Regions from separate parts of the Homo sapiens genome. Here region 2 is linked to region 1. Evidence: chromatin loops called from intact Hi-C (ENCODE). Cell type or tissue: CD4-positive, alpha-beta T cell. All regions are shown on one strand. Each heading gives the region's core, and the rest is flanking DNA. Links, peaks and the distances in the headings are about the cores only.

The links. A loop is a pair of places that touch in the nucleus more often than their neighbours do. Peaks named below come from ENCODE experiments on the same cell type or tissue, not always from the same donor. Only the 100,000 strongest peaks of a DNase experiment are listed, where the experiment ranks them.
Region 2: a loop joins it to region 1, with 1.9 times the contacts of the local background. A loop is called at or near these places in 12 of 110 quality-filtered maps.

Annotation. Positions count from the first base shown.
Region 1 is chr7:142,663,708-142,672,883 of GRCh38, forward strand. It overlaps TRB, the pseudogene MTRNR2L6 and TRBV25-1. Among named protein-coding and RNA genes, the nearest start is that of PRSS1, 81 kb to the right of the region's middle. RefSeq lists silencers at 3,410-3,704, 7,877-8,077. In CD4-positive, alpha-beta T cell, for the core only: a CTCF peak has its summit at 5,795 (motif pointing right); a DNase peak (open chromatin) is centred at 5,814.
Region 2 is chr7:142,708,455-142,717,630 of GRCh38, forward strand. It overlaps TRB, the pseudogene TRBVB and TRBV27. Among named protein-coding and RNA genes, the nearest start is that of PRSS1, 36 kb to the right of the region's middle. In CD4-positive, alpha-beta T cell, for the core only: CTCF peaks have their summits at 4,065 (motif pointing right) and 4,265; DNase peaks (open chromatin) are centred at 1,637, 3,457, 4,067 and 6,087; H3K4me3 peaks cover 3,566 bases; H3K27ac peaks cover 1,790 bases.

The DNA.
Region 1 (9,176 bases), core at 801-8,800:
GTTCACTGAATTCCAAAGCATAGATTTTTATGCTACAAGAATAAACAAACTTATTTCTCATTGGCAAAAAATGTGTTGATTGTAATGGTTCCTATTTTGATTAATAAAGATGTGCTTGAGCCTAGTTATGATTTAAAATTCACCAAAACTACAATTACTTTTGCGCCAACTTAATACCATCGAATCTACATTGCTTTGGCCAGTAAGGCCATTTTAATGATATTGATTCTTCCTATCCATGTGCATAGAATGTTTTTCTATTTGTTTTTGTCATCTCTGATTTCTTTGAGCAGTGTTTTGTAATTCCTGTTGTAGAGACCTTTCACTTCTCTGGTTAGCTGTATTCCTAGGTATTTGTTGTGTGTGGCAATTATGAATGGAATCATATTCCTGATTTGGCTCTTAGCTTGTATGTTTTTAGTGTATTGGAATGCCACTTTTTAATGTTGATTTTGTATTTTAAAACTGCTGAAGTTGTTTATCAGATCAAGCAGCTTTTGGGCAGAGACTATGGGGTTTTCTAGATATAGAATCATGTCATCTGCAAATAGGGATAGTTTGACTTTCTCTCTTCCTATTTGGATGTCTATTTCTTCCTTCTGCCTGATTGCCCTGACCAGGACTCCCAGTACTATGTTGAATAGGAGTGGCGAAAGAGGGTATCTTTGTCTTGTGCTGGTTTTCTTTTTATACTGGCTCTTCACAAGGCTATATATATTCTTTAGTTAAAAGTAGACATCTCGATGGACCAGTGACTATCACCCTATTAATCAGTCATGGGAGCACTGCCGTGCATTTGGTATTTTAACTTTCGGGTATGCTATCACATCACAGAAGGCCTGGTCCCCTCCCCATCACCTGCAGCCGGACCTGTCTTTGATTCCTACCAATCACCTATATTAATTGTGCCTAAATTCAATATTCCGACAGGGCATAACTACCCTAAGGTGCTAATTAATTCATGCTTGAAGGACATAACAGTAATTAACAGACAAACACATACAACCGCTCCCCTTATTGGACTTTTAAAATGAAAATCTGCAACACTCCCCTGCCCCATCTCTGACTTCATCAACCCAGGAAAAAAGACACCTTGCCAAACTTCAAAAACAAGTAAGCCTTAATTCAACTCTGCCAGAGCCCAAAATATTTGTATTTTAGCTTTGGGTATCCCCAACAGCTACCCCTCAACTAATGCAAATTTTTTTAGGAAACTAACCCCTCACCAATCTAATTCTACTTTTACAACAATTATATCTAACACGCACGCCCATCCATTACTAAGCCCATATCCTAAATTTACACACCCCGAAAGGCATCATCTGTCACCTTGTACTACACCAACCACTCGCGAGTACTAAAATCTACTCCACCAACTCCTGCTAACTCAACTTTAAATCCCTGAACCCTACAACTGTGCATATTGCCTGTATCTTCTTCTATACTCCAATTTTGCACTTAACATATATACAGTTAATGTAGCTTAATTATTTAAAGCAAGACACTGAAAATGTCTAGATGGGCTTATACAGCCCCATAAACAGACAGTCTTGGTCCTGGCCTTTCTATTAACTCTTAGTAAGATTACACATGCAAGCATCCCCATCCCAGTGAAAGTACATCTAAATCACCTTGATCAAAAGGAGTAAGTATCAGGCACGCACAAATGCAGCTCAAAACACGTTGCTCAGCCAAACTTCCACGGGAAACAACAGTGATAGACCTTTAGCAATAAACAAAAGTTTAACTAAACTATACTAATATCCAGGGTTGGTTAATTTCATGCCAGCCACCGCAGCCATACAATTAACCTGAGCTAATAGAACTCAGCATAAAGAGTGTTTTAGGTCTATCCTTAATAAAGCTAAGCTTCATCTCAGTTGTATAAAACCCGGGCTGAAATAAAATAAACTATGAAGGAGGCTTTAATACTTCTGAAGACACAATAGCTAAGACCCAAACTGGGATTAGATACCCCACTAGGCTTAGCCCTAAACTCCAATAGTTAAATCAACAAAACTATTCCCCAGAACACTACAAGCAATAGCTTAAAACTCAAAGGACTTGGCAGTGCTTTATATCCCTCTAGAGGAGCCTGTTCTATAATGGATAAACCCCAATTTACCTCACCACTTCTTGCTCAGCCTATATACCATCATCTTCAGCAAACCCTAGTAAAAGTCACAAAGTAAGCACAAGTATCTACATAAAAACATTAGGTCAAGGTGTAGCCCATGAGGCGGTAAGAAATGGGCTACATTTTCTACACCCAGAAAATCTCACAACCCTTATGAAATCTAAGGGCTCAAGGAGGATTCAGCAGTATATTAAGAGCAGAGTGCTTAATTGGATGAGGCCATAAAGCACACACACAATGCCCATCACCCTCCTCAAGTATCACTTTAGAGATTAGTTTAACTAAAATCCCTACATATTTATATAGAGGAGACAAGTCGTAACATGGTAAGTGTACTGGAAAGTGCACTTGGATGAACCAAGGTGTAGCTTAACACAAAGCATCTGTCTTACACCCAGATTTCACCATAATTTGACCACCTTGTGCCAACTCTAGCCCTAAACTTAACTAATAGTACTACCGAATAACCTTAATCAAACCATTTACCCAAACAAAAGTATAGGCGAAAGAAATTTTACCCAGGCGCAGTGGACGTAGTACTGCAAGGTAAAGATGAAAAAGTTAACCAAGAATAAAATAGCAAGGATAGACCCTTATACCTTCTGCGTAATGAATTAACTAGAAATAACTTTACACAGAGAACCAAAGCCAAGGCCCCCAAAACCAGACGAGCTACCCAAGAACAGCTAAAAGAACACACCCATCTATGTAGTAAAATAGTGGGGAGATTCATGAGTAGTGGTGATAAGCCTACTGAGCCTAGTGATAGCTGGTTGTCCAAGATAGAATCTTAGTTCAACTTTAAATTTACCTACAGAGCCACTTAATCCCCCTGTAAATTTAACTGTTAGTCTAAAGAGGGACAGCTCTTTAGACATTAGGAAACAACCTTCATGTAGAGAGTAAAAAACATTATCCCCATAGTTGGCCCGAAAGCAGCCATCAATTAAGAAAGCGTTCAAGCTCAACATCCAACCACTCTAAATTCTAATCACACCACTGAACTCCTAACACCACATTGGACTAATCTATTACTTTATAGATGCAATAATATTAATATAAGTAACATGAAATATTCTCCACTGCTTAAGCCTACATCAGACCAGAATAACCCACTGACAAATTAACAGCCTAATATTAATAAACAACTCAACAAATTTATTATTACCGATACTGTTAATCCAACACAGGCATGCTCTAAGGAAAGGTTAAAAAAAATTAAAAGGAACTCGGCAAATTTTACCCTGCCTGTTTACCAAAAACATCACCTCTAGCATTATTAGTATTAGAGGCACCACCTGCCAGTGACATATGTTCAACGGCCACAGTACCCTGACCATGCAAAGGTAGCATAATCACTTGTTCCTTAAATAGGGACTTGTATGAATGACCCCACGAGGGTTCAGCTGTCTCTTACTTCCAACCAGTGAAACTGACCTGCCTGTGAAGAGGCGAACATGAATAAATAAGATGAGAAGATCCTATGGAGCTTTAATTTATTAATGCAAACAAAGCTCAGATAAGCCCACAGGCCTTAAACTACTGTCCCTGCATTAAATATTTTGGTTGGGGTGACCTCGGAGCATAATTTAACCTCCGAGCAACCTATGCTAAGACTAAACAAGTTTAAGCGAATTACTATACATATATTGACCCAATAATTTGATCAACGGAACAAGTTACCCTAGGGATAACAGCGCAATCCTATTCTAGAGTCCATATTGACAATAGGGTTTACGACCTCGATGTTGGATCAGGACATCCTAATGGTGTAGCTGCTATCAAGGGTTCATTTGTTCAATGATTAAAGTCCTACGTGGTCTGAGTTCAGACCGGAGCAAGCCAGGTCTGGTACATGTGTATTTAAGTCCTCCACACCTCCCATCTATAAGTCTTTTTAAAACAAAGAAAATATGTTTGGTTAAGAGAAGGCTGGAAATGAGAGAGGGAGTTTTACTGGACAAAAAATGTATAGAGACTTATGTAACAATTATTATCTGATATTAATATCTGATGGTAATACATAATTGATTGAGAACTAGGGTGAAGTGACATAATCCCAAACATACATGGGAGAACGTTCGGGGAAATCAAAGCTGTTTTTCTTAATGGAATCTGAGTTCTGAGAAAGAAGACATGCAAAGGAGGATGCAAATATATGAAAATATATGAAATATTTGTTGTTTTAATTGTTAACACAAATTTATATACTCATATATTTGAGTCTAATTAGAATATTTAATAAGTTAAGTTTATGCCTGGAGTCCTAGTTTTAGTATTACAGGCAAAGAAGCAGAGTTAGAAGGAAGGAGGGGAATGAATTATGCATGCTGTATTTGAGGGCCTTTGGAACTTCCGAATGCTGGTAGAGTACACAGTTGGCACTCTGTATCAATGGGGTCCTCATTTGCAGATTTAGTCAACCTCAGATGAAAAATATATTTTAAAAATTACAAAATAACAACACAACAAAAAAAATACAAAATCTAAAACACTGAGGTATACCAACTATTTGCATGGCATTTACATTGTATTAGCTATTATAAGTAATCTAGAGTTGATTTAAAGTATACAGGAGGATGTGCCTAGGTTATATGCAAATACTGTGCCATTTTATATAAGAGATTTAAGCATCAGTGGATTTAAACTAATCCCCCATGAATACCGAGGGACCACTGGGTTGAGAACATGGTGCTGAAGCTCATAAAAAGCCCTTGCTGTGGGATTCTGACATAAGACACTGCATAAAAGCTCAACACACATGCCCTATAGTCAGTGTCCGTGATTCTCTGGAATCAAACTCTATTCTGTGAAAACAGGAACCGTGATGGTACAGGCTATTCTTGGCAATGGGAAATGAAACCTCAGAGGTAATCCTACTTCCATGTGGTGCAGAGCCCTGAGCTAGGAGATGTTTATCACTGTTTGGGAAACCAGAACCCTCAGCCTTTCTCCCTTCTGCCTCGCCTGAAGACAGGTGAGTCCTTTGCCATAATATGAAGTCTTAATTTAGCATTGCCACATTCTGGTTCCAGATCTTTCCCTCCTGGCTGAATATTAAGATTGCATTTTGTCTCTTGTCTTTCTTGGTATCTCTTCCCTATGCAAACTTCATGGACACTGGAAGGACTACAAAATCCTGAAAATCAAGAAACCTCCATTGAGAAAGGGGGTTTTACTAGAACAAAAATGTGTAGAGATATATACAAAAATTATATATAATAATGTCTGTCTCTGTAATTATTCACACTTAGCAATTCCCAGCACCTTCTCCAGAGGACTTCCCTAACTAAACAAGAAAGGTAGTCTTTGGGGAAAGTGTTTTCATCAATAAAAGACAAGCTATGTGTGAGTTATTCCTGCACTGGGCAGCAAGGAGTGGGTAGTTACCTCTGCCTTCGAGTACCCCTTCATTTGACTAGGACCTGAGACTCTCTCATATCTACTTCCAAGCCCAGGTTGAGCACTTCTTTTCTTTCCTTTCTTTAGTTGCTTCTACTGTGAGGTATAGATTTTACATCCAGTCACTGCTGAAGACTTTCATCAACTCATCACTCATCCTTCAGTCATCTCACACTGAGAACAACTGGGAGCCTCCCGTTTTCCTGTTTCTTTAACATTTGTCAGAATCTCCCCAAACCTCTAACACCTTTTTTTCAGCAGGGGGCAGTAAAATTCAATTTATTTTTTCTGTTCTCAGCACTTACTATTAAGACCAGATTTCATAGTAAAGTCTAAGGCCAAATCTCATTAATGATTTTAATGGTTACTTTTGTCTTAAAGGAGCCCCTGATAGGACAAGAGTATTTCAGGGTTTGGTAAATCAAAACTGTTATATTCCTTCGTGACACATGACAGAGGAAGAGTAAGCAGGGGCCCACATGTGTTACATGTAAATACATACAGACTTGAAGACATGGTGTTCAAATAGTAGAGATATAATAGTAAAAACCCAAAGCCTATGTCAGCATCATGTGAACAAAAATTTTAGTAAATACCAACTGTAGATCTTAGTGAACTAGGGCAAAGGAAGTGGACAACACTGGGAGAAATTCTGGGATTAATCTTTGTATCTCACAATCAAAACCAAAGACTTTTCTGTTAAGAAGAAATGGGGGAAAGGGCGGAGGGAGAATGGCACTTGGTTTAGACATTGTTTACTGCAGCAGCACCCAAACCATTTGTAGCAGTATTACCAAAGCATGTATTGGATTATATTTTCTGTTCTGTCATGATTGATAGTGCAATTAAAGGCAGATGGACTAAAATCATCCTAGGCAAAGGCTAAGTTGATAAAGCTGATAAAGCCTGAACACCAAGTCAGTGAAAAATGAGACTGAGAAAGTTATTATCACACAATAATAACACCATTCTGAGGACTCAGTGAATTCCAGTTACTGCTCCAAGCTCTTTACATGTGTCTATATAAATAGATTGCCCCGTTTAATGCTCACAAGTTCTCCTGCTCCTTGTCTGATCAAGCCACGCTGTTCACTGGTTCCCTCTTCTGCATGTTCTTCTCTCTTGGGTTTGCAGAGTTCATTCCTGTTCATCCTTCAGAACCCAACTCAAATGCCACTTCCTTTCCCAACCTTTTTAATTAGGTAAAATCTTGCTATTACAGGCACTCAAAGCTATGTAGTTTTTATGTTCATAGCTTACAAAACAGTTGCAATGGAATGTTTTGTAAGAATATTAAAGACTTGAGTTAAGATAAGCAAAGCATCAAGCCTACTTTGGATGAGGGAAGTCAACAAAAATATTACTCATTTGATGGGTTAAAAGGATATAGATGAAACTGTTTCAACAGGATGGCTGTGGGACCCAGGAAGTTTGCAGGGGCTGTGTCATCACACACACACAATGACATTATCAAGAGCCCATCCTGCTTCCCCACTACTGGGAGACATCCTCTCTAGCCCCAACTGTGCCATGACTATCAGGCTCCTCTGCTACGTGGGCTTTTATTTTCTGGGGGCAGGTAAGTCATAGACACAGTTCATTCCAAAATCTAGAAGGAATAATTCCTCTGTGTTGGGTTTGTGCCTGGCTCAGCATCAAAGTCCATCGTGAACTCTGTTACCAATTTTTGTCTCTTCCCATAGGCCTCATGGAAGCTGACATCTACCAGACCCCAAGATACCTTGTTATAGGGACAGGAAAGAAGATCACTCTGGAATGTTCTCAAACCATGGGCCATGACAAAATGTACTGGTATCAACAAGATCCAGGAATGGAACTACACCTCATCCACTATTCCTATGGAGTTAATTCCACAGAGAAGGGAGATCTTTCCTCTGAGTCAACAGTCTCCAGAATAAGGACGGAGCATTTTCCCCTGACCCTGGAGTCTGCCAGGCCCTCACATACCTCTCAGTACCTCTGTGCCAGCAGTGAATACACAGTGCTACATGGATACCGACACTCCGCACAGAAAGGGTCGCCTCTAATGTGAGGACATCTTGCCTCCAGAAACCTCATCTTAAACTACAGAAACCCCTACAAATCTTCCCAGACTCCTCAGCCTTGAGGGACCAGTGTGCTTTAAGTAACAGTCTGGACTAAAGACTATCTCTGGCTCAGTCTCTAACAAGCTGAGAAATGACCCAGCCCCACAGTCATCCTAGCTGACTTTTTCCTTGCATCTAGTTGTTGTTGTTCAATTGAGCTTGCACAAATTTTATCCTTCAAGATAAATGCGATAATATTTGACAGTTACCTTATGGCTAGCTGAAGAAAGTCTTTGTCAGCTAAGAAACAGGAAAAGGATCCTTTGACTTTCTACACAGGCTGTCTTTATCTCTGGTTCATGGTTTCTTCCTCATGTTAAACTTGTTCCTTCATACACAGCCACACAAAGTCCCTGCCCTTTCCTGACCCCAGTCCTGCACCTGACGGCTTCAGTTCCTCAATCTATGACTTTGAACTTAGAATAAAATTTTATTTTCACTTGAAATAAGTGATTAATGATTATTTTCACTAATATCCCTCTAAATAAATGTAATTTTAGCTATATCTGCATGAGGCCTAAGGAAAAGAAAAGGCTCCAACTTTGGCAAAGAATAGTCTTTAACAATGTCCCTGGATTCAGCCCTAAATCTCTTTGGAGACTACCCTTAGCATTGGAAGACTATCCCACGGCTAGGTGATTCTTCTGTCTTGGATATGCTGAATCTCAGGGAAGTGTTCTCTATCCACATGAGATCAGACCTGGGACCCTGAATAGATTTATTTTTCACAGAAGTATAGACTGCTGTGGGGCCCTGGGTGCTGAGCTCAGATGTGAAATCTCTGTTTTGAGGTTACCAAAAAGTAAAGTCACAGAGTCTCTGTCCTGGTTTTGCCTCCTTAAAAAGTAGCTTTAATATGTTAGAAAAGAATCTAGAAAACATCATACATATTTTATTATAAAAGTCATTTCTTGTTCATTCTTCTTTTCTGTTTGTTTTCTACGATACTAGCCATTCCTCACTCTTCTTTGTAGGCTCTTTCTATTCTCATTTTCCTTATTTTGACCTTATTTCTGGACTTTTTGTTCTTTTCCTCTTAACCTATACATACATCTTAGACAATATCATCCAATCTATTTCTTGAAGCATATGTCTCATTAGTTTCAAACTTATTCTCTAGCTGCCTACTAGATATTTCCACCTCTATATTTCATAGGCTCCTCAACTCAGCTTGTCCCCAACAGAGTTCATCATCCTCCCAATAGCATATCCTCTTTTGGAGACACCATCATCTTGGGAGGCTCATCTCCAATGGTCAGGTGTCCTTAGCAAACACCTAGAAGATTAACAACCCTCCTTACTGAACTCTTAGCCTCGTGCCTTACCCTTCTGGCCTTCTTGCAAAAGTGATATGCATCAGAGAGTTGGCCCTCTGTATTCATGAGTTCCACATCCCTGGATTCAACCAACCACAGATCAAAAATATTTTTTTCAAAAATCGTGTCTATACTGAACACATACAGACTTTTTTCGTTGTCACTATTCTAAACAATACAGTATAACAACTATTTACATAACATTGCATTGTA
Region 2 (9,176 bases), core at 768-8,767, 45 kb after region 1:
CCTGAATAGGAGCTGAGTAAAATAAGGCTGAAACCTACTGGGCTGCATCCTCAGACAGTTAAGGCATTCTAAGTCACAGGATGAGATAGGAGGTCAGCACAAGATACAGGTCCTTAAAACCTTGCTGATAAAACAGGTTGCAGAAAGAAGCCGGCTAAAACCCACCAAAACCAATATGGCCATGGGAGTGACTGCTGGTCGTCCTCACTGCTACACTCCCACCAGCACCATAATAGTTTACAAATGCCATAGTAACATCAGGATATAACCCCATATGGCCTAAAAAGGGGAGGCTTAAATAATGCACCCCTTGCTTAGCATATAATCAAGAAATAACCATAAAAATAGGCAACCAGCAGCCCTCAGGGCTGCTCTGTCTTTGGAGTAGCCATTCTCTTATTCCTCTTTCTTAATAAACTTGCTTTCACTTTACTCAGACTCCCCATGAATTCTTTCTTGCACAAGATCCAAGAACCCTCTCTTGAAGTCTGATTGGGACTTTTTCTTGTGACAGATTCTGCCAGTTTCTGTTCTTGGCAGGTTCCATTTCTACAAATTCCTCATCTCTACAGGTTTAGGATCAGAATGTTCCAGCAGGGAGCACTACAGCTGTTTCAATCTTCAGGGAGACTACTCATCTTGGGAATAATTCCTTCCTTTGTCCTGTCAGCATAATGTGTATGGACCCTGCTAAGCAGCACCCAGTCATGAAAGTGCTGCCACCGAGGAAGGTAAGGAGGTTATGACAAAAAACACAGAACGTGACCCTCTGAACAGCAGGAGAGTAGAAACCGTTCTTGTCATCAGAAATTTCAGAGAGGAAGCTCACTCACTGTCCAGCTTCCCTCCCACACAATGGAAGCATAAAAATGGAAACCCATTTTGCACAAGAAATTAGCACGTTGCCCCTCAAGAGAATTATATCCTATGTTTGTTTCTGTAGGAGTGTCTAAACAGTTAAAACCATGTACCATTCACAAAAATCTATACATAAAACATGAATGTTTAGAAAGTGAACACATATAGAATGATATTTGTTTCAATTTAAGATGCCAACCTGGATACAAGTACACATTCAGTTTGACTAAAATTGCTGTAATAATAATCTAAAAGCAAAACTAAAGAAGGGTAGAAAAAGGAAGGTAACAGATTCCTGCCATTGATAATGGAAATCATAGCATGTAAACAAAGCCAATCCTGCTTGGGAAGTTCACCCTGAGCCTGCAAGGAATGTGGGGAGGCAGCATGGGGCGCCTGGATGTTACAGGTAGTTAGTTAGGCATGAGTGGGGCAGGAGAGGGCTCCCTTCCCCCCACCGCCCAGAATGTCAGACAATCTGGTATTGATTCAGAGATTATAACGTTGCCTCTCTAATAATAATGCATAATTCAGCAGCCTGAGATAGGGAGGTACAATCTCTTGCTGATCCACAGCTGTTAACATTAAAGTGTCAATTGAATGCAGGCACCAAGGAGAAGCAAAGAAGGTTTCCAATAAAATCTCAGGTATTGGGCAGGTGAACCCAGGTATGTGCATTGAGAGACAAAAGGGTGGAGTACGACCTTCCAGGGACACTCCAACAGAAACAGGAAGAAAGCGTCAGATGGGCATGCATACAACTTCCTAAACACACTGCGCATGCTCACTTCCGAAGTGTAAGGAGGGCACTGTGCATTCGGGCAGCCTATCCTAAGGGGAGAATAATGAGAAAGGGGCACAAGATGGCCGCCTATGAAGCCCCAGGATCAAGGTTAAATGCCACACTTGCTCTTCAAGTCACCTGCTTGGATCTCTTCCAAGTGTTCTTTCTTTTCTTTCCTGTTCTAAAGCCTTTTTAATAAGCTTCTACTCCTGCTCTAAAACTTGTCTTGGTCTCTTTTTCTGCTCTATGACCCTCAGTGGAATTTTCTTCTGAGGAGGCAAGAACTGAGGTTGCTGCAGACCAGCAGGGATTCACTGCTGATAACTCAAGATACCTTCCACCAGTAACTTGGAGATGACACCAAGAGACAACACAGGCAAAGGAAAGTGTATTAATTCTGTTTTAGGTGTAGAAACTGGAGTGATTGGAAAATAATTCCTAAAAGAAATTGAAAAGTCAAATTGTCAAGCAGTAAGTTCACCATCACATTTACCATAAAGCATGTAGAGAAATGGAAATATTTACACATCATGGTTGAGAGTGCAGGATTTGCAGTCAGACAGTTTCTGGCACTTAGTAGCTTTAGAAAGTGACTTAAGCCCTCTAAGCCCTCAGTTTTCACATCTATAAAATGAAGTAAATAATATAAGCCTCTCAGAAGTGGGGTGAGGGTTGAATGAAACAATATGTGAGTAGTTTAACACAGAGACTGGCACTGACTTAAGAAAGTATTGTGATAAAAGCAGCAGTGGAGAAAATATTTTGAATAGCTGTATGCATGGCAATCCTTTAACCTCTTTATTCATGGCAACTCATTTAATTGCCACAACAAATATGTAAGGTAAGTACTTTTATTATTTCCATTGTTATGGACTGAGTTGTGCTACCTTCTTCATTTCATATGTTGATGTCCTAAGTCCCAGTGCCCCATAATGTGACTGACTATATTTGGAGATGGGGTCTTTACATCGATAATTAAGTTAAAATTAGGTCATTAGGGTGGGCCCTAATTCAATATGACTGGTGTCCTTATCAGGAGGTTAGGACACAGACATGCAAAGAGGGAAGACCAGAAAGAAGGTATAGAAAAAAAAAAATTGTTATCTACAAGCCAAGGAGAGAGGCCTCAGAAGAAACCAACTCAACAAATTTTAAAAGATGTATTTTGGAGAACAAAACTGTTAGAATATATTTAGAACAGAAAAAAACCATTTCTTCTAGAACTAAGTTGGTCTAAAAGTGCATATCTTGGTAAGGCTCTGTGAGGAAATGACCTAATCTGGAGAGAAGCTGCTGGGACACTCATCTGTGTGTGGCCTGTGGCTCACAGGGGCAGGTATTCTCAGAACGCACATGGGATAATCACCATCCTGGTGTGTCCAGGCTCTGGGAACAGGCTCTTCCTCGTGGCTTTCACATGAGTTTCCTGGTGGGCTATGTAGTCACTTTTCTGCATCCTTCTTTTAAAGGCTCATGAATGTCAAAGTAACACAGACCCTGAGATGAGGCAGGAAAGTTGTATCGGAATGTTTTCAGACTATCAACCAGACCAAACGTTCTGGAATCCATAAGATCCAGGGCTGGGGATAAATTTAATCTATTAATTATTCTTCTGAAGTTGGCAGCTTTGAAAAAGATGCCCTGAGTCAGCATAGTCATTCCAACCAAAAAGAAAAAAGGGAAAAAATAATCATCTTTCCCAACCCTTAAATCGTCCAGCACTAACCAGACTCTGAGACCCTCTGCAGCAGCAGCCTATCAGTGCAGCCACATCCTCTCTGAGCGGATATGACAAACCCCAGGGGTGAAGCGACCTAACCTATGAGCCGCCACACACACTCAAGATGCCCCAGACACCCTGCACTCCGATCTTACTCGTTCCTTTACTGTTTTCATCCTAATTGCCCTCTTACACATTTGACCACACATTTTTGGTCTTGGTGGTTGTATTAGTTTTCTGTTGCTACTATACAAATTGCCACCCATTTAGTGGCTTAAAACAATGCAAATGTATCACCTTACAGTTCCGTAGTTCAGAAACCAACATAGGTATCACCCAGCCAAAATCAAGGTGTCGGCAGATCTGGGTTCCTTTCTGAAGGCTCCAGGGGAGAATCGATTTTCTTACCTTATGGGTTGTTTTCCTCTATCTTCAAAGGCAGCACGTTCTGTTGCTCTGACCCTACTTGCGTACTCACAGCTCCCTCTAAACACTGCCGGGAAAGGCTCTCCACGTTTAAGGACCTGCGTGATTACATTGGACCCACCTGGGTAATCCACGAACTGCTTCCTATCTCAAGGTCGGCTGATTAGCAGCCCTAATTGCACCTGCAGCTTTAATTCCCATTTGCCATCTAACTGAACATCCACAGCTGTTACGGGTTGCAGGGATTATTAGCACCTGGACATCTTTAAGGAACCATTCAGCCCACCACTCCGATGTTCCACTAGAGGGCACTAACATATTCCTGTAATATAAACATTAAAATTCAGATAATGGTGGGAGGGAAAGTTTGATAAAATTGAATACTGTATTATCAATTTTAAAAACTTGATATATAAATATGTCTCATTGGGGTCTTTCAAAAGCTAATCATATAGTACAAGAAAATACATAAACTGGAGTGACTCTCAGAACTAAAATGGCCTGAGCGTAAGTGAAATAGAATTTGAAGTGAGGTGAGAATTCTGCAGTCTATTCCTGGGCTCAAAATCACATAGAAAAAAACAAAAAAAGGTTGCTTTATATTTAAAGGGACAAGGCGTAGGTTCTCTTACAGGGGTTTTTAGGAAATGGTTCATCAGTTTAGTAGGTGTTAGCTTAATTGCTTTTATCGGGATACTGTTGCCCCGGTTGGGTGGATGAGCAGTCCCTAAAAAGAGAAGGAAGAGAGCAAAGACCGAAAAAGTATGAAGGAGAGGAAGGGATGGCATGGCGTAGAATGAAATGCTTTTTCATCAAAATGCAAAGATGAAGGAGATGTTTCAGAGTGCCCGGCCGTCTAGAGGGTTCTGTTTACTTTCCATTCCCGCTGTTAGGGACATAGGAGTCTGCCCTACATTAGGGAAATGGAATAGAATAAGTTTCTAGAATTCCTAAATATGGTGGAATTGGGTAGAAAAGATCAGAGGGAAGGTTGTAGGGAGGAAGGGTGGGAAAGTAAAACAACTGGCTCCTACTGTAAGGCTATTGGAGCCTCAGGCTAACAGCATCATTTTAGTACCTTGGTTGAGGTAGAAAAGGAAACGAGAGCAGAATAGCCTCATAGTCAAAGGAACACAGAAGGAGAAACCACATTGCTGAGGAGAGTGAATTAGCTGGTAGAGGGACAGAATATAGAATTAGCTACCTCCTAAATCTTGAATTAATCTAATATGAAAAGACATTGGGAAAAATTATAATACTCTGAAGTGTAATTATGTACCTGTTCAACTTTGAAACACCACGGAATGTTGGGAAATCCAATATCCACTAATAGTGAGCTATGTGGACGCGAGTAAATTCTGAAAGATTTTGCTATTTGGATGTCAAGGTTTACTAAGTAACATGAAATTATTTACTTGCAGTGGGTTTTTAGAATGAAAGTTGTTTTCCCTCTCTTAAGAACACCCGAATTCACAGCTAGGATATGGAGGATTTGCCAGGAAAATGCAAACACCTGTGGCTGAAGTAGAGCCAAGCTCTCTCCCTACATTTTTTTCCAGAAAGCAGTGGTGAAGAAATAGAAAAAGAGAGAATACTCCTCTTAGATCAGAGCTAAGGTCCTGATAGCAATCACTCCTTTCTCAATGCATGGAATGGAAACTGTTAGAGCTGCACCTCTCACCATGAAGGGGTCTGGGGGCAAGGAACTCATCTCTGAGGTTTGAGAGTAGGCCTGAAAACCGGGAAGGGGGCTCCTTCTTGTCTGGAGATGATAATGATTTGGCAAAAACAATGACGGGCTCTGTGAGGCTCTACTTGTGGTAGGAAGCTTTTGGGAAGAAAGGGGTAGCCTCCTTCTATTCCACCATCCAGGAATACATTCGTTCCTACAAAGTACAAGAAGGATTCAAAGGTATACATGTGTCAAAAATCACAATGAGCACTGTAAATATATGCAATTTTTATTCATCAACTATACCTTAATTTTAAAAATTAAGAAAAGTTCAAAGGTGTTCGAGGAGGAAGGCATTCTGGGGAATCCTAGGAAAGTCACCTCAATGTAGGAAGAACATATTCAGGCAGAAAAGAGAGCAGTACCAGCAGCTGCTGGAAGATCTAAGAGAAGCTTGACACTCCTGGCCCCAAACACTGCCTGGCTACAACACGATATCCAGGGACAGATACCTTCCATGTACAGCAAGCTGTGGAGTGGCAAGAAAGCAAAGCACGTACCAAAAGCAGGCAGGAAGCAGAGCTGGCTGGTAAGGCTCTGAGGTTACTGCAGGAAGCAGGTGTTGCCTCTGCCTTTCACCAGCTTCTTCTGGAGAAGAACAGAGAAGGGGAAAAGAAGAAAGATGCTCCAGATACCATCTTTGGTGGAAACAGCTGCTAGCTCTAGCAATGATGACTAAGTCAATTTTGCTAAAGAGCAAAGAAGCTGTGTGTCTTGGATTTTAAACAGCAATAGACTAGCAAAATAATCTATGATGTGAATCTGAGATTTTACACCCTAGACTCTTTTAAAATGTAGTGACTAAAAATATATACCAGTGGATAAATGAAGTCAGGGATATACTTGAAATTTTTTCTGCCAGAGTAGAAATGACTTCAAAATATATGATAATGCAGCTTTCATGTAATCCCAGCTACTGGGGAGGCTGAGGCAGGAGTATTGCTTAAACCCGGGAAGCGGAGGTTGCAGTGAGCCAAGATCATGCCACTGCACTCCAGCCTGGGTGACAGAGTGATACTCTGTCTCAAAAAAAAAAAAAAAGATAATGCAGCTTTCAATATTATAAGCTTTATGTTCTCACACTTCTAAGTGATAATCAAATGTGTTACACCACTTTATACCCTGAGATCCAAAATACATAAATATTTGACAGTTTGTACAAGACTGTATTAATAAGAAAATGTGGCACATGTATAAAGAAAGGAATCTCACAGATTAAGGAAAATGACATTGATTACAAATGTCCTCAGCCTGAGTTGGCTGTGTTGCGTTTGTACACTTCAGCCCTCTGAGCTGAAGTGGGAGTGGTTTCTCTCCTGAAAATGTTTCTGAGGCCCAAATAGCTGAAGAGGTGGAGACGTTACAGAAACCACCTGGAGCCCCCAGAACTGGCAGACACCTGCCTGATGCTGCCATGGGCCCCCAGCTCCTTGGCTATGTGGTCCTTTGCCTTCTAGGAGCAGGTGAGTCCCAGAACACATAGGCAACTTTTGGCCTTATTTTGTAGGCCTCAGCCCAAGGCATCTCCTAAAGGCTTAAGCATTGGAGATCCCCTTCAGCGCTGCCTCTAACTCTGTCCCCTTCCTTTACAGGCCCCCTGGAAGCCCAAGTGACCCAGAACCCAAGATACCTCATCACAGTGACTGGAAAGAAGTTAACAGTGACTTGTTCTCAGAATATGAACCATGAGTATATGTCCTGGTATCGACAAGACCCAGGGCTGGGCTTAAGGCAGATCTACTATTCAATGAATGTTGAGGTGACTGATAAGGGAGATGTTCCTGAAGGGTACAAAGTCTCTCGAAAAGAGAAGAGGAATTTCCCCCTGATCCTGGAGTCGCCCAGCCCCAACCAGACCTCTCTGTACTTCTGTGCCAGCAGTTTATCCACAGTGTTGCACAGCCAGCTGCTCTCTGCACAAAAACAGAGGGTAGCTGCAAGAACAAGGAGACTCCTCCTTCAGGAGACCCCTCACCGACCAACAGGATAAACTTCCTCCATCATCCCACAGAAGCCCTTCCCCACACGCCAGCCTCAGGGACTCTGCAATGCAGCCACTCTGTGGAACCAGGGGTCCATCCTCTACCTGCTGTACCAATGAGGTTTCAAAGTTGGGCAGGACAAGCTCACTGAGTTAGGTCTAGTGCCAGGGTACACTCTCCCATCCTTTCTTCTTGTGGAGCTTAAATCTTTAAATTCAACTAAACTGTTGCCCAAACTGAAGACTCCATTTACAATCTAATGGGTCTCAACAATATTTGGTTCTGTATTCCAGGTCCTATTTATTCTGGAGGTTTTGTCACTTGGAGGAACACCATGTTTGGAGTTATTTATGAAACCCAGCACCTCCTATTTTCTTCCTCTCAGCAGATGGTCCAAATGCCCAAGCCAGAGATGCAAGACTGATCTTCACTCTCTCTCTGACTTTCTCCTTCCACACCAAATCCACTACCCTATCCTGCATTTTTCTAAGTACTAAATTCCTCACAAATTTTACTAACTTTTCTAATTTCACTGATCTCACCTGGATCACTTTAGCCACCTTCCAAGTAGCCACCCTACCTGCAAGCCTGCACCTGCTCCCACCCAAAACCACTCCCTCAAGCTTAAAACCCTTTGGTTTATTTCTATTAACTAGCTAAAGTCTCAAGTTTATGTTAGTTTGCAAGTCTCTCAGCCCCTCCATGATGTGACCTTTGCATATCCCCCACCTTTCTAACACTGACTTCCCTTATCCTTCAACTACCACAACTGCCTGCATCTACTCCAGAAACATCCCATTTCTCGCACATCCCCAAATATGTCCACTGCTGACTCACTCCTGGGTCTTTATCTACAATGGTCACTCTACCCAGAATACCATTTCTCTCTCTGGTATTCATCTGTTCTTCCAGCTGCTCTTTTTGTGCAGACTGCAGCTGGCTGTGCAGCACTGTGGATAAACTGCTGGTGCAAATGTACAGAGAGGTCTGGACTGGGCGACTCCAGGAATGGGGGAGATTCTCCTTCATAGACCAATTTAGAAGTCACTTCCTCCAAGACGATTGCCTTGAATCATTGACTGGATTATTTCTCCGCTGTGTGTTCTTCTAACAGCCTGAACAGAGCTAACACCAACACCGAGACACCACCATGAACTCACCAGCCATTGACTTCTCTGTTCTATAGCTTTTTGCCTCTTTGGAATAGGCATGTCATGGGTGCAGGTATGACGTCCTTGAACTTGGTTTGCTAGACCCTACATTAAGCCTTTTTCTGGTGGTTACACATCAGTATATTTCCTAAGTTCTCTCTTTTTAGCCACAATGTCCATGAATGCTGGTGTCACTGAAATTTCAGTTTATCAAGTTTCAGAGTCAGAATATAAAGTTCTATATTACAACCAGAATATGTTTTATGACCAATATGTGCTGAGCCAGACAAGAGGCAGGAATGAAGCTCCAACTAATCTATTTCTCAGTTGGTGCTTGGAGTACAAACAAATAGAGAGTCTCTAATAGACCTGTGTCTCTTGAGATAAGACTGAGCATTTCTTTTTTTTAATATATATATACTTTAAGTTCTATTTCTTGCAACCTCCAGACATCCAGCCCTTCATAGACACTGCCAGCCGTTAACCCGAAGCCCTGCACAGCCACTTCCTCTCTGAACAGAAA